2 separate regions of the Homo sapiens genome follow, and region 2 is linked to region 1. Evidence: chromatin loops called from intact Hi-C (ENCODE). Cell type or tissue: body of pancreas. All regions are shown on one strand. Links, peaks and the distances in the headings refer to the core of each region. The heading gives the core; the rest is flanking DNA. Region 1 overlaps COL4A4 (collagen type IV alpha 4 chain). Region 2 overlaps COL4A4 (collagen type IV alpha 4 chain).

Region 1 (8,537 bases), core at 20-8,019:
TGAAGTAATGACATGGAATCAAAATGAGATTTTTTCTTTGTTTAAATTGTTCTAAATTCTCAATCCAGTGGTCCCGTTTCCTCACAGTTTACCTGTTGCTGGTGTCTTTCCACACCTTGCTATGCTTTATAAACATCTTGACCCCCTTGACTACCCTAGAGTGGACAGAAAAGAAACTCAGGTGGAAATTGCCTCACACCAGCCTCTGTCTACTTCTATCGCCTTGTGACTCTGTGCTGAGACTCAACCTACTTTAAAAGATCAAAGGCTATATATTCTCTTGAATGAAGCCTCTTTTTTTAAAATGTAAAATATATGTAAGTTAAAATATGACATTTCAACCTTTTTTTTTTTTTGAGATGGAGTCTCGCTCTTGTCACCCAGGCTGGAGTGCAGTGGCGCCATCTCCCTTCACTGCAACCTCCACCTCCTGGATTCAAGCAATTCTCCTGCCTCAGCCTCCCAAATAGCTGGGATTACAGGCATGCGCCACCATGCCCAGCTAATTTTTTTGTATTTTTAGTAGACGGGGTTTCACCATGTTGGCCAGGCTGGTCTCGAACTCCTGACCTCAGGTAATCCACCCGCCTTGGCCTTCCAAAGTGCTGGGATTACAGGCGTGAGCCACCACGCCTGGCCCATTTCAACCATTTTTAAGTGTACAGGTAGTTCACTTAATGCCACTTAAGTGGCATTAAGTACATTCACATTGTTATTCACCCATGACCACCATCCATCTCCAAAACTCTTATGTCTCCTCCAGTGGAAACTCTGTTCTCATTAAACACTAACTCCCCATCCCTCTTCCCTGCAGCCACTGGCAACCACCCTTCTATTTTCCATCTGTATGAATTTGACTATTTTTCTATATAAGTGAAATCATATGATATTTGACTGGTTTATTTCACTTAGCATAATATTATATCTTCAAGGTTCATCCATGTTGTTGTATGTGTCAGAATATCTTTCCTTTTTAAAGCTTTTACAGTCTTCCTTTGGATGAATATACCACATTTTGTTTATCCATTCATCTGTTGATGGACACGATTACTTCCACCTTTTGGCTACTGTGAATAAAGCTGCTATGAACATGCATGTACAAATATCCATTCAAGTCCTTGCTTTCAGTTCTTTGGGGTATATATCCAGAAGTGGAATTGCTGGATCATATAGTAATTCTATGTTTAATTTACTGAGGAATTACCATATTATTTTCCACAGGGGTTGCACCATTGTCCATTCCCACCCGTAATGCATAAGGCTCCAACTCTCCATGTAGTTGCCAACAATTGCTAGATTTGTTTTTTTTATCATAGCCATTAGAATGAGTATAAAGTGGATATAGACTCTTAAGAGCATTGTCTCTCAAAGGTTATTGATCTACAGGTCATTTTTATTAGGGATCTTCTGTTTCCCCTTAAGATAAGGAATTCTCTATATTCATCCCCCTTCTATATTTGTATGTCACATGTCCTCTATTACCACAATTACAAAAAAATGCTCACTATAACTAATATGGGACATTACCATTTACAATGTGCTGCAATATAAATTATTATAACAGTCTTAACAACACTAAGAAAGGGGCAGGGTAAATATTATTTTAATCTTCTTTCACAAATAACGAACATGAGGCTGAGGAGGTTAAGGGAGTTGCTTAAAGTCACAGTGGAGAGTAAGCCTCAGTTCTCTCCTTCCAATACACCATCCTGGTTCCTAGAATGACCCTGCTGTTGACGTTTAGTTTATTAATATATCATTTAAGCTATAAACAAATCCATCGTTCTTGCTGTTTAAGAAGGACAAATAGGCACAGAGGCTACACACATAAACAGTGAGCTTACTAAAGGGATCACTGCTCAGGTGTGTCCATTCTGCGTGGCACAGAACCTAGGGTCTCATAGAAGCAATCTAGGACTAGTTCTATCTAATTGCTGCAGAATATTCTTCCTTAAGAGAAATGACCACACATCTTGAACATGGGCTGTATTTTCCTGTTAATGCATCATTTCCACTGATCCCCATCACTCATCCATGGCTTCTCATCTGAGAGATGAGGTGGTCACTCAAGAGTTTATTTCTGAACATTTGGACATCACTCCCTGCTGAAAACACAACACCATTAAATGTATCAAGCAAAGTGCTATAAGGTTTACATCATTTTCAAGTTCAATAATGGTGACTTTTACTGTACTGGATGGCAAGTACTAATATTACAATGTTTTAATTACAAATAAATCAGTGGTCCTCCACTGGGGTGATTTCCCCCCAGGGGACATTTGGTAATGTCTGGATATACGCTTTGGGGAGTTCAGAGGTGGGGGATGCTATTGGCGTCTAATGAGTAGAGGCCAGAGGCCAGGGATTCTGCTCAACATCCTATAATGCACAAGTCAGCCCCACACCAAATGAATATGTGGCCCACAATGTCAGGAGTTGAGAAACCTTGAAATAAATACATCCCTTGCAGTTCTGACTAGTTCAGAAGTAATGGAATTTTACAGTGCTGGAATTTTACTGGCGACTAAAGCCACTGCCTTCACACAAAAGCATGATGCCATCCCTGAGGGTCAGGGTAATGATAAAAATTGGTGTATTCAGGGACATTTTGAAGAAAAATCCTGTCTGAGTATTTCCTGCATGGGCTTACCTATTTGGAAGAAAAAATTTTTTAACCCATCATGATCATAATACTTACCTGAATACCTTTAACGGCACCTAAAATGAACACTGAATTTCCTTTTTCTCCCTTTTCCCCAGGATGGCCCTGAAAATAAAATATGTATGTACTTAACAGGAAAATAGCATATTACCATTTCAGTATTTTCTTTTCTATATAAAATATAACTCATCAGTTAAAATTACCATTATTGACATGATTAACAAGAAGACATTTCTGTATCCTCTTCCATATTATTATCACCCTAAGGTTCTCACATATATTTACTCCATATTCAGTTAAGATCTGTTAAGGAATCTTCTAAGACAGAATATCTACTCATATATAGCTATTTAGCAGAAAATTTTCATATTTCCTTACAATATAAAACACATGCATTGTTCCTACAAATAACTAATTTTGCAATTGTTAATTTATGCCCTAGAAACAGTAAAACGTATATATATATATAGAGAGAGAGATTTTATCCATTTCAGTACTTGTATTCAAAATAGGCCTAAGAATTATTTTTAAAAACATAACATGTTCCTTTCAGAAGGTTTTTGTATATAGTTGCTAGTTTGCTTAGGATATTTTTTAAAAGTGAATGAAATAACCTCAGTGTATTCTTCCCCTCCCCAAGGTTTTCCTACTTAATATCTTAATATCCTACTTTAATTCTTTTTTTTTTTTTTTTTTTGAGACAGAGTCTCGCTCTGTCTACCAGGCTGGAGTGCAGTGGCGCGATCTCTGCTCACTGCAAACTCTGCCTCCCGGGTTCCTGCCATTCTCCTGCCTCAGCCTCCCAAGTAGCTGGGACTACAGGCACCCACCACCGTGCCTGGCTAATTTTTTTGTATTTTTTAGTAGAGACGGGGTTTCACCATGTTAGCCAGGATGGTCTCAATCTCCTGACCTCGTGATCCACCCGCCTCGGCCTCCCAAAGTGCTGGGATTACAGGCATGAGCCACTGTGCCCGGCCCCTACTTCAATTCTTAATATATCTTCTCTTGGTTACCACATAAAAATCCTACCATCTTTATATATCAAGCTCATATGAAAGATATATACATTTCAAAGTTAATCTCTCTTAGAGGAGTGCTTGACTTGGCTTCTGATGGGAGATATTTAACAGCATAAGGTTAAATTGCATCAACAATTTACTTGAGAAATCAGGTTTGGTAGTATCTGCAGTTTTGGCTTTGCACAGTTCCAGTCTGAATGAATTTCAGTTTCATAGTTAAGTTAAATAACACCAGTTCTCCAACAACATGGTTCAAATTTCAGTCACCATTGTGTATTGAGTACTTGCATAACGTACAAACTTCATTGCTATCCTCTCAGCCCACAAATCGCTATATAAATAACAGATGTGAATTGTGATTACTGCATGATCACGTGATGTTACCAAAACATGTTGCAAAGAAAGTCAATGACTGAGAGGACGACTACTGCCAAGGAAGAAGGCTTTAATTAGGTGCTGCAGCTGAGGAGTTGGGAGATCAGTCTCAAATCCATCTCCTGGACTGACTAAAATTAGGGGTTCACATAGCAGGGAAGAAACGTAACAATGTATTGGAAAACAGGACCTAGGTAAGGAAACAAAATCAGGGGTCTGGCATCTCATTGTCTGGATGCCATGATCTGGTGTGTTTCAGTTCTTTGATACTTCTTGAGAGGCCTGGGGGTCCTCTCCTGAGGAAGGAACTCAGATAAAACACATAGGTTTCAAACTTTAAGATCAGAAGGATCCATTTCTATGTTGATCCAAAGAACATCTCTGGGACTAATGGGTCAGTTTCAATGATTTCTGTCAAAGTCTGTCTGTGATTGGCCCCTGCACACGTATTATTCAGAGCACACACACAGACACAGACAGCAAAGTTTGTAGCTGGCTTGCCTCCTTATCTCCCAGCAATAAACCCAAATAACATTTTACAAAAATGGATAGTTGGAAGAGGAAATCGGCCAATAATGATGAAAATGAAGCAAAGAAATGAAAATGGTAATGCTGGAAATGAAATTCAAATAAAACATAAGTGGAGTTATAGAAGCAATAGCTGATCATGGGAATAATGAGATTGTTGTCATTTGAGAGACTATTTGCAGCCAGAGGAACTTAGTAAAGAGAAACCAGGAAAGTGGTTGTGATGAAAAGGATGACAGCGTCCTAGGTAAAGTGACACAGATGAAAACTTCACATTAAAGGAACCCTGAGAGATATTTCACAACACTGGAAACAGATCCGAACTTAGGAGTATCATACTTCCTCAAAACATAAAAGACATATTCCTTTAGTATCACAAGTTACATGATGAGAAAAAGGCAAGTACTGTTGAAACTACTCTTGATAAGTTTTTACAAAGAAATAAAACACTTTGGTTCTCAATGCTTCAAATTACAGTATATTAAAGAAATATTTAGTTTTTTCATTTCCTTATATAACTGGCAAAGTTTCTAATGTTTTAACAAAACATTTTAAAAGTCATGGGACAATATTAATTTTCTCATCAGTTGATAAGGTTTCTTTGCGTGGTTTTTAGCTTGCCTGGTCATTCTTACTTTACTGTGCAAAGTGAGGGGTGTCTGTATAGTAAATGAGTCAAGGGGAAGTTGGTTGCTTTGCAAAGAGACCATTATGACAAACTTCAGGATTGTGGCTGGTACTGCATGCTATGTTAAAGTTAAAACTGAGAACCCTTGCTCTCTTGAATGCTCATGAATCTGTAGAATGAGGTTTGGCCTGATTTGAGGAGCTTAATAAATGTGCATTCACCAGACTGCACTTGAGTTTTCAAATGGCTGAGTTTGAAAGTAAAGGATGGTTGAAAAACTTAACAATGAAAGGTGGTGGATGTTCTTATTTGATACCAGAAGAAAAATGTGAGTATGGAAAATTCTTTTTGAGTTTAGTGTTCAGATCAGTTCCTCTAGAATCTGGAGCAAAAGGAAGACTCGTGAGTGACAGCAGAATGAATGATTATGGTGGTCATGCTAAGAAAACTTTCTAGAAAGAAACTTGTGAAATGATATTTTATTAAGGAAGGGAGAAATGCTAAAAAAAAAAAAATCACAGAAAAACAATTTGGAAAGGTCAAATAATCTCTGATCTTTATTTAAGTGAGAAAAAGAAAAAGAGAGAAAGAAAGGGAATATGGGGGGTAGCTCTTGCTCCAGTTATGTTTAAATGAAAGTCCAAAATTCTGAAGAAAAAAAAAGCTAAGAGCCGTAAGTTTTCCCCCAAGTGCTGGATACTATCAACTGTTGCTGGACATCCATTCCAAATCTTTTCTAATATATTTTTTTGCATTACAGGGGCTAGAAAGATAAAAACTACATTGCCCAGACTCCTTTATAGCTGGATGTGAATTAGGTTCCACCTAGGAGATGTGGAAGGCAGAAGTTTGGAAGAGATTCTCTTCCTGGTCTGTTGTTGCTGCCAAGCAGGAAAGCAGAAACTTGAGTGTTCTGTTTGCTAGTGTCTAGACGTGGGGTGACAGGCAGTGGTTACAGTGCAGTTACAGCTTCCTGACTCCGGATCTCAGCTAGCTGTGAACCTTTGAAATCAGTGGTCTCGTGTGGTCCTAAGTTTTACTCTTCCAACTATTATAATAAGTGCCAGAATCCCTGTAGCAGATCCCTTTCTGTTCAAAATACCTAGTGGGGTTTGTTTCTGCAATTAACCCTGAATGATAAACAATTTACATTTTGCTACCTGGTCTCTCTGCTCTTTTTTCCCTACTATCTATTCTCTTCACAGCAGCCAGAGACATCTTAATGAAACATCAATCAGATCATGTTGCTTCCTTCCTTAAAACCATCCAGTGCCTTTACCTAACATGGATAAGAAAATCTAGCCTCCTTCCATCATCCACAAAGTCCTGCATGTTCTAAGTCCTGCCTATCTCTCTGTCCTTATCCCCCAGCCACTCCCATTTGTTGACAATGCTCCAGGCACACTTGTATTAACTCTGTTTCTTGAATACATCAAGCCTGTTCCACCACAGGGCCTGTTCACTTAAGATTCCTGTTAAGATGAACTGTGGGTATCTTACTAGGGGGCCTCCTGGGCCAAGAGCTCCTCTTCCTCCTGGAAACCCTGGGTCACCTCTTGAGCCATTGTGGCCACTCATACCAGGTTTGCCTCTGGGTCCAGGAGGCCCTGGGTGCCCCTGCAGAAAACAAAATTATAAGTGAAGCATTTTTGCGAAAATATCATTACATAAAGGTTATGCAATATGAATACTCAAATTATGGCAATTGTGATTCACACATTTACTGTTTAGTTTTGTGAAACTTTCTCTTTACCCCAAAAGGCTACGTAGCATGTAAAAATAAAACCTAAATTTTTTTTAAGATAACAAATTTAAACTAATTTAGTTTGCAGTACTCTGGGAAATTGAGGAGGGGACCTTCCTTAAAATCCTTAGAAATACTATAATGAATTATAAAGCCCCCACATACCTCTTTTTTTTTTTCCATTCCATTTTCATATGAGAAATGGGAGTATTAAGCTCACTACAAATATTAGGACTCATCAGCAAATAAAAACATTCCTTATGAGTATGCATTAATTTCAAGAACATTGTACTTGACATAACAAGTATACCTAGCTCATATTTTGGAATTTTTTCTCTAACCTGTTAGAAAACGTTGCTTTCCAAGTAAAGTGTTTTGCTCTGGGAGTTATTGTACAAAATTTAAATGTAAACACCCTTTCATGCACTAAAATGAGAAAATATAAAAAGAGTTTGCTATGTATAATATATACCATGCACCATAACATATATATATCTTGCACCATATTTTATACATGTTATACAATATATAATTAACAGATATTATGATATATAAACTATATGTAAGATATAAGATACTATATAAAATATATGTAAGATAGCTATATATCGTATATACTATAGATTTTATATATGTAAAATATAAGATACATATTGTATAGTATACATACTATACATATCTTATATATACAATATATTTGGTGCAAAAGTAATTGTGGGGGATTGAAAGTAACAGCAAAAACCGCAATTACTTTTGCACCAACCTAATGTATTCTATATCTTGTATATCTAATATATATCTTTTATATATGTAGATATATATTATGGTGAAAGATATATATATATTACGTTGCTTGTGGTATATATAGCAAATATTTGCTATATATAATATATATATTGTGGTTTCTATAAATATATATTTTATGTATATATACATGTGGTTTTAAGGATTTTGATGAGTACTTCTGCCTTTTTGAAAAAAGTGGAGAAAATTTAGGGATACTTACAGGTATGCCATCTAAACCTGGAAATCCAGGAACACCAGTTGGACCCTAAAATCCCAGAAAATAAAACAAAGAGATAAAAATTATTAAATTAATAAGCTGATTTACTTGAAAATAGTAACAATTAATTACTCATCTTTAAACATGCTGAGCAGTCATTGTCACCTATTTTTTACATGATGAGTCTAAAAGCCAACATTTAAGAACCAATTCTTGTGCTTTTCTTTTGTACTTGGGAAAACAGCCTAGCAGTACTGATTTAAGTAAATCATTCAACATGCTGTGAACAGAAATCTAACACTCCGAATCTCGATCCTAGAGTAACAAACCCTTAACTGTGAACACAGGCAATTGATAGGATTATTTTTGCACATCTGCACTACCCAAAGTTGGGGTAGAATCTCAAGTGCTCATCAACAGGGAATAAACTATAGTTTTATTCATACTATGGCATATTATACAATGTTTTTTCAGGAATAAGTTCAATCTACATAGCCTGATAAGGAATGGTCTCTAAGACATATTGTTGAGTGAAAAGAGAAAACTCAGTGTGATGCATATAATTAATGTCATGT
Region 2 (8,611 bases), core at 235-8,234, 83 kb before region 1:
CTTTATATTCTCTGGACTGGGAGTCAAGAAGCATGATTAGCGGTTCCACCAATATTTCTAACTCCCTGTGTATCCTTATGTAGATCACTGGTATTCATATGGTGTTTTATTTCCTCAGTCCTGAACTTCATGTCCAGGTAGAGATTTATTCCCTAGAGTAACTAAGGAGGAGGAGTGTTAGCCAGCCCCTTCCTCCTTCCTCTTGGTGACTAGAGTGTTAGCACGTCAGTCCAATTCTGAAGTTCAATCATTGGAAGCCTACTTACCCATAGATTTGAGCCACATTCTCTAAAATTGATTTCATTGCTAATACAGATGAACAGGCTTGCTCCATACTGTTCTACAGGCTGTGCACTGCACAATTCCACAGATGCCATTTGCACTATAGTCATGGCGGCCTCACAGTGATTTTTATCTGTGACCTAATCTTTTGCCTTATTTCACACTTGGTTCAGAACTCAGGCAAGGTGCTCGTTACTGGGCTCTTTTTGCAAATTTCAACTGTTGCTTTTCTGATATCCAGCTTCCTTATTTATGAAATAGGGAAGTTAAAATGGATACTCATTAGTCATCTTTTTTCAACAAAAAGCTTCTTTGAACCTAAAAATTCTCTGAAATTCTGGTGACCAAAAACTGATCTCCCCAAATATTAGCAGTTGGATAAAAATTGATTAAAATAAATATTTTAACCTCAAATACTGGGGAAATTCAGTGATTCGGGATCTTTGCAGGAATATAAAAAAGCAAAGTCAGCAGTCTAAAACTAAGCTGTCCAATACAGAAGCTACTAACCATACATGGCTAGTTAGCACTTGAAATGTGGCCAGTCCAACCTGAGCTGTGCTGTCAGTGTGGAACACACAAGGGATTTCAAAAGCAGGAAGAAGGAGTGGCTTATTTGCAAAAGGAATTAGGTTTGCACAATCAGCTCAATTATCTCATTGATAAATGTATATTAACTATATGTTAAAATAAAAATATTTAAATATATTATGTTAAATCACATAAAGTATGAAAGTTCACTTGTTTTTACTTGCTAAAATGTGTCTACTATATTTTTAAATTGCACATGTGGCTTGCATTACATTTCTACTGTTCAATTCTGGCCTGGAAGATTATCAAGAGTATTATTAGGGGCTAAAGATGAACTTGTGTTTCTTCCTTTTACTTGTCCAACTTTGACCCAAACTTCAGGACTCTTTGGGGAAATAAGGACATTTTGGAAGGTAGTCACTTTGTTTGCATAGGAAATAGAAATGGCGGCACAGTACCCCAGACCCTCAAGGGTAAGATAACCAAGTTATTCACATATTACTTAACGGAACAACATTCATACCTTTCTGGCCATCTTTTCCATCACATCCTGGAAAGCCTTTGTATCCTGGAGGGCCTGGTGGGCCAGGGGGACCTGGTGGCCCTGGTAGACCACAGTCACCTGGCTCCCCTCTCAGAAGGTCAACACTCCCAGGGAGGCCTGGAGGCCCAGGTGCTCCTGACCACAGAGAAGAGACAAAAATATTCTTTTAGTCAAAGACGAATGTGTATACTGGCTGCTTGACAGCTTCCGAAGAAAAACAATTCAATGACTTGCAAGCAAGGAATAAAGAGAATTAGAAGAATAAGAAAGTCAATGATAACAGAAATGAAATAGAATGAATCATAATACCAAGTTGAGAAATGGTGTAGATAATGGGTTGGTAACTGTTAGACAAAATGAACCCAAGCAAAACCTTCCTTCCCTTCAAAGTCATTCCTGTTGAAAATATCATTTTGGGTTTTTGTTTGCATTGCCATCTTACTGCTTTAATAAGATGGATGGATGGATGGATGGATGGATGGATGGATGGATGGATGGATGGATAGGTGGATAGACGGTTGGATGGATAGATAAGATGGATGGATGGATGGATATGTGGATAGATGGTTGGATGGACAGATGGATGGATGGATGGATGGATGGATGGATAGACTGATGGACAGATAGACAGGCATTTGAGGAAATATGTCTGGTGGGAAAGGAATGTTCACTCGATTAAATTTATAATCCTAATGGAAAACAAGTTCCCACAAATAGGAATAAATTGACCCCAATTATATTCCTACTTAGCTTCTGTACTTCTTAGCGCACTTTTGAGAGCTTTATTATTTTCAGTGTATGATCCCTAAAATCCTAAAGATTCAAAGATGATGGGCATGTGTCTTTATGGAAGAGTTCTAAGAGCTTGTATGAATGCAATTGCCTGCATTTAGCAAGATATCACACGGAGCCACACTCTTCTCCCAACTCCCAACCCAGCTCTAGCCTAAACCTACTTGGTCAGCTTAGTAATGACTTCCAACATCTTTCCTTACCAAAGTTTGTCCCTGTGAAGTGATGAAAGAAACAACATGTACTGTCAGCAGCACATGAAGAGACTGTTTCTTGTGTGCCACAAGCCTGCATCCTGTCACTCTGGGCTAGTGCCAGTGGTTTATGTGACAGTTGCTAGAGACCAACAAGGAGGGTGCGATTCCCACTTGCCACCCACTTCTGAAGACATTTGGTCAGCATCAAGCTGGTGATAAGAAACGCTTGCTTATCAGTTTCTAGCCTGAAGAGACGAGGGTCTAACAGAGCTGAAATTGAAGAGAGGGCCAAGTCCTGGTCCTGGATATGGTCCTGAGAGCCCACCACTACCCAAAGTCCCACCCTAACTGTGTCCCACTTATCGACCTGCCAAGCTGATGGGGGGCTGCTTCAGTGCTTCTATTCTGCCACTCTCTGGTCCCACATTCCTCCAGAGCTGGCAGCATCTAACAAAGGGAGCACTGCCATCCTTTGTCATGATTCTCTCATACCTCTTGGGCCATCAGGACCAGGAGGTCCCTGATCTCCAGGTGGACCCGGGTCAGGAATGTCCTTAGGAGCTCTTCCTGTGGCACCTGCAGGACCAGGTGGTCCTGAACTCCCTAAGAAGAGACATGTTCACATGTTATCCTCATTGCATTTGGAAGGTTTTGGTTTAGTTATTGAAAGAAGGGCAAAGCATGCTACAGCTTACCTGGGGGTCCTGGGGGACCTTTCTTTCCACGAGGACCTGGAGGAGAGATTCCTGGGCTCCCAGGGTCTCCTCTCTCCCCTTTTAGCCCAGGTATTCCCACTGGACCAGGTGGCCCCACATCATGCAAACCTTAATGGGGAAAACAGAATTAATACTATATCTTCTCTTTTCTTGTCCCTGTTATAGTGCCTGAAAAGGAACCACTTCCCAATAGCGGCAGAGGAGTGGCTGGTTCTGCAGACACCAACAACTGGTTGCAGTGGTGATCCAAATGTCTGCACCATTTCTCTCTTAGGACCTATCACACTGGTCAGCCATAAGTTTTATTTCTTTTATAGTTATTTTCCAGATTTTAAAAAACAACAACTTAGAGGCAATACCAACCTCCCACCTCTACAATGGAGAGAGTAAAAACAAATGAGATACAATAAGTAATTATGCATAAGTTGCTTTGAAATTTGAGGTGGAAACTGGCATGATTAGAACTATTGTGGAATTTCACACTGGGAAGGAAGGACATCAGTGTTTTCTTGGAAGGCACACACATTTAATCTATTTGGAGGATCTACTAAATGAATCTTAAGTGACTATATTACTGGATCTTCCAAACTAGAAAGATTTCACCTCTCTCCAACAATAAATTCAAACCTAGCAGCACAATTCCTCTTCCCCAGGGTCACTCAAATTTGCATGTTAGGTTTCAGCTACTTTGTCTGATCATAAGCGGTTTTTCTGAGAAAGTAACGCAACAAATGTGCATTATACTAACAGAACAAGATACACTTGTCAAAGATTAACCTGTTTGCGGTATGAAAATAACAGCAAATTGTGTAGGTAATTTGTTTTAGCAGTGGCCATAAAAGGATGCTATTAGTACTAATTTGACCCATGTGGTCAAACATAGCATTACTATACTTAATACAAAAATTCTAAAATCCCCAGCTATTTACTTGTTAGGATAACATTTTGAAATCTGGCTCAATTGTTCAGAGTACTTTTAGTGGACAGAAAATTCCAAGCAATACCAACAAAAGACACTGTTAACCAACCATTCCTTCTTAAATAGGGTTTTCTCAAATGTCCTTTTCATATGTCATTTTCAGCACTAAAAATAGCTCCAATAGTGTGTCTCTAACCTAAGCCAGTTTTTTTCAGTTTTGCCTCCAAATCTCATGAAGTGCAGAAATACCAGGGAGGGTACCACTTTCTCTCATGAACCATGGACTGAAGCTCAGTCTGTTACGAATCGATTAGGTGCTTACCTGAAGCACCTTTAGTTCCTTTCTGACCTTTCAATCCATGCAAGCCGTTCAGGCCAGGTGATCCGGAGGGACCTGAAAAACACCACAGGCCTGTGACCCAAAGGAAGACCAGCCACCGGTACTCACTCTAGCCACAAACGCAGGCACTGCCCAGCAGAGGGCGCGTTGCTGGGGCCAGCAAACAGCTCTGAGCGTCTGGACTTCATCATCAGGGTGGAAACCCAGGCCCAGGACTATTTAACACATTCATCCGGTAAAGATTTTCTGCCAAGACAGCTTAACACAAACATTTCTTTGGTTTTAAAGTACTGCTGTTGGTTTCTGATCCTATCGTGACCAGATATGGTCTAGAATTACTGAATCTTGGCATAGGAAGTGACCTTTGATTTTATGACAATAAAATCACCCTACATGAGGAAAGAGATCGGATGGGAGCAAATCCAGGCCTCACACCTCCCAGGCTTGGGGTCACTGCACCCTCCTAGGGGCTGCAGGCTCCTGGTTTCTTCAGGATCTACTCATGGAGATGCAGTCAGACGAGAGGACGCATGGCGCCTGTGGCATGCTGGCAAATGCTTGCCCTGCGATGCTCAGGCCTGCATGGCGAGTGTGGCTCCAGCTATTGCTTTGCAGTCACTTCTTTCACAACCATTCTGATGCCTTTCTGCAGAACCTAAGTTTATTTTGCGATGATCACTGAAAACTCCCGTCTGTGTAAACAGACATTACCCCACTGATGCCTGTGCCTTCTCTCAGAACCTTCTGTTTAGTTCTCCAAAGAGCCGTCCACCAGCCTGGCTTGACTGAAGTTGTCACTAAACACTTCCAGTGGAAAATTTTTTTTAAGGTTTTTTATCAACGTATGTTGAGTTGTGTTGAAGTTGTCTGAACGAGAGCCTTTTCAAATGACACTTCTTGATGGCCCTTGGTAAAGTTGGAGGAGGAGAGGCAAGGAAGAAAGCAGGTAAGGAATATTTATCGAGCATCTCCAGGGCACTGAGCCATCTGCTGGGTGCCTTCTCACAAGTCCTGTCCCACTGATGGCTACGAGCACTGAAGCTTCTTCCCAGCCTCTGGTCAAGCCTGGAAAACTTCCTATCTCATCAGTAGATCTTCCACCCAGTAGCTGTTCTTTTTTTTTTTTAATTAATTAATTAATTAATTTATTTATTATACTTTAAGTTTTAGGGTACATGTGCACAATGTGCAGGTTAGTTACATATGTATACATGTGCCATGCTGGTGTGCTGCACCCACTAACTCGTCATCTAGCATTAGGTATATCTCCCAATGCTATCCCTCCTCCCTCCCCCCACCCCACAACAGTCCCCAGAGTGTGATGTTCCCCTTCCTGTGTCCATGTGTTCTCATTGTTCAATTCCCACCTATGAGTGAGAATATGTGGTGTTTGGTTTTTTGTTCTTGCGATAGTTTACTGAGAATGATGATTTCCAATTTCATCCATGTCCCTACAAAGGACATGAACTCATCATTTTTTATGGCTGCATAGTATTCCATGGTGTATAGAGCCTCTCGGTGCACAGCCAGCCTGTTTACTTAGTGTAGGGTCACATCTCTCAAATTTGGGATAAAAATACCATCAGCTTATAAGGTTGAACACAGAAGGTGCCCCTCACCTACCCCCATGATATAGGACCCCCTTGATTGTTGATGTCCACCCCACACTGTGAAACAATCATGTCTTTGGGTGACTGTCTCCCCTGCTCAAGGGTAAATAGGAGTTCAAGACTAGGTCCTATGGATGTGTTCAATAAATGTTTGTTGAGTGACTGAATGAAAAAATATGGAACAAGGTGGATGAGGGAGAAAGCTACAAAAAGGAGCAGGGTAGAATTTTTATTTGTATGCCATATCTTTCTTTAATAGATTTATAGGACAAATATAATTTACAGAAGTTAGAGGTATCAGTTTGCATATAAATAATTCAAGTGCTAATTATTGTCTATTCATTTTAAGCAAGTCCTCTGTGTATTCTTATTAGAAGCTGGCACAGTTAGTTGCTTCCATTCTATTTATCATCAGTACTTGAAACAGACAGTCATTATTCTTTTAAGATCTAGGATTTAGATTGGTTCAAATGAGCCATATTCTCGTGCACCAAAAAAAAAAAAAAAATGGGAATGCATCTTTATTTTCCCCAAATCTCTTATTCCTAACCACTTTTTACAGTTCTGGCTTAGTTTATTCTCCAATCCTCTTTCCTATTTTATGAGCCAACGTTTCAAGTTTGCACCAAAAGAACACACAGACCTTCTTTATCTGCCAAATCTGGGTATTTATTGCAATCTATCTGAAATGATAAATTTTCGGGGGGACCACTTCACTATTTCCACATGTTTTGATCTCCAGCTTTAGTCACCAAGATTGATGGCTTGGGGACTTGGCTGGGGTGGAATGTCTCTGCTTCTGCCAGCTCTCCATTGTCACATCAACACATCCAGATCCTAGGTTGTCACGGTCCCAGCCTCTCGCCATTGTTGAACTGGCCGACCCTTATCTGACCCAATGTTATCGTTCTAAATTGAATGCAGCTACATCTGAGTAGGGTTGTAAGGGTAATTTTTCCTTTTTACTGAAAGCTTTTTATCAATCCCATCTCTAAATCAGAAAGTTGTTCATGCATAAAATATATACAGTGCAGATGAGAGGCAATTAGGCTAACAAAGCACATTTCTGGGTAATGAGGAATTTTTATTCACCTCTCTGGTCATCCTCCTGCTAAACAACCATCATTTAAGGCTGCAGCACACTGCACTTTCAGGCTGGGTGCTCTTTCTCTAGTCAGTGAATGTAACCTCCAATCCAGCTGGAATTGTGGCTCCCATCTTTGTTAGCCAGCGAACTCTTTATGACTGCATTCCCACTCTCAGGCTGTATTTTGTTCTAAAGCCTGAAAACATTACTCGACACACCCAAGAGCTTTTATATGGGCTCATACTTTTAACACATAGGGTGACCAACGTGTCCCTGTTTGCCTGCGACTTCTTCCTGGTTTTAGCACTGAAATTTCTACATCCTGAAATACCCACTCAGGCCCAGGCAAAACGGGACAGCTGCTCACCCTAACTTCAAAGCTGATGGGAAGAGAGATCTTTGTGACTATAAGTAATGGTTGAAAAACCTGGAAGATTCTTATTAACAAAGATTCTGAAATAAGATTTAAATATTTTTTGTATCAGCAAATATGTGAGTGCCCACTAAGGGTGTAAGATATGGTTTCCTAATGCACAGAGTCTGCCCCAAATGTACCTCCTGGCAGGTGCTGTCAAGACGATGCGGGACAAGTCTGTCCCTGACTTGACAGAACAAACAGGCAATTACATCCAGTGTGGTAAGTGCTGTGGGGGAAGGGCAGGAGGAGAGTAATCTAGTAAAAAAAGCGGGGGGAGAATATTTCCATGATGTTCATAGCTCTAAGGGACATGGCATCTCTTTTCTGAGGAAAGCCATTTCCAGATTCTTTTTTCTTATGAAACATTTTACTTGCTACCAGTAAATATGGATACAAAATCCATATTCTTTCCAGTTCTTGTCATGCTACAGGTAATATTCTTTAGGTTTTCATTATTTCAATCTTATATTACTTTCCAACTAGGAACTGGGTGTTCTCCTTTTAAAGGGCATTTGTACTTAAAGTCTAGGAATCAAGCCATTTTATGATGATGATGATGACACTTTAAGTTCTGGGATACATGTACAGAATGTGCAGGTTTTTTACATAGGTATACATGTGCCATGGTGGTTTGCTGCACCCATCAACCCGACATCTGTATTAGGTATTTCTCCTAATGCTATCCCTCCCCTAGCCTCTCACCCACTGACAGGCCCCAGTGTGTGATATTCCTCTCCCTATGTCCATGTGTTCTCATTGTTTAGCTCCCACTTATGAGTGAGAACATGTGGTGTTTGGTTTTCTGTTCCTGTGTTAGTTTGCTGAGAATGATGGTTTTCAGCTTCATCCATGTCCCTGCAAAGGACATGCACTCATCCTTTTTTTATGGCTGCATAGTATTCCATGGTGTACATGTGCCACATTTTCTTTATCCAGTCTATCATTGATGGGCATTTGGGTTGGTTCCAAGTCTTTGCTATTGTGAATAGTGCTGCAATAAACATACATTTGCATAGGTCTTTATAGCAGAATGATTTACAATCATTTGGGTATAAACCCAGTAATGGGATCACTGGGTCAAATGGAATTTCTGGTTCTAGATCCTTGAGGAATCGCCACACTGTCTTCCACAACAGTTGAACTAATTTACACTCCCACCAACAGTGTAAAAGCAT

What was found. Hi-C counts contacts between places; a loop is a spot of excess contacts. Peaks named below come from ENCODE experiments on the same cell type or tissue, not always from the same donor. Only the 100,000 strongest peaks of a DNase experiment are listed, where the experiment ranks them.
Region 2: it touches region 1 in a loop (2.1-fold over the local background); 20 of 110 quality-filtered maps call a loop at or near these places.

The regions. Positions count from the first base shown.
Region 1 is chr2:227,111,930-227,120,466 of GRCh38, forward strand. COL4A4 (collagen type IV alpha 4 chain) reads right to left here. Exons shown (of 48, transcript NM_000092.5): 6 at 7,966-8,010; 7 at 6,716-6,832; 8 at 2,699-2,767. Among named protein-coding and RNA genes, the nearest start is that of COL4A4, 48 kb to the right of the region's middle. In body of pancreas, for the core only: no CTCF peak of the experiment used is centred there; no DNase peak of the experiment used is centred there.
Region 2 is chr2:227,029,107-227,037,717 of GRCh38, forward strand. It overlaps COL4A4 (collagen type IV alpha 4 chain), which reads right to left. Exons shown (of 48, transcript NM_000092.5): 38 at 4,304-4,375; 39 at 3,042-3,170; 40 at 2,839-2,949; 41 at 1,337-1,492. Among named protein-coding and RNA genes, the nearest start is that of COL4A4, 130 kb to the right of the region's middle. In body of pancreas, for the core only: a CTCF peak has its summit at 4,465 (motif pointing right); a DNase peak (open chromatin) is centred at 4,465; H3K27ac peaks cover 331 bases.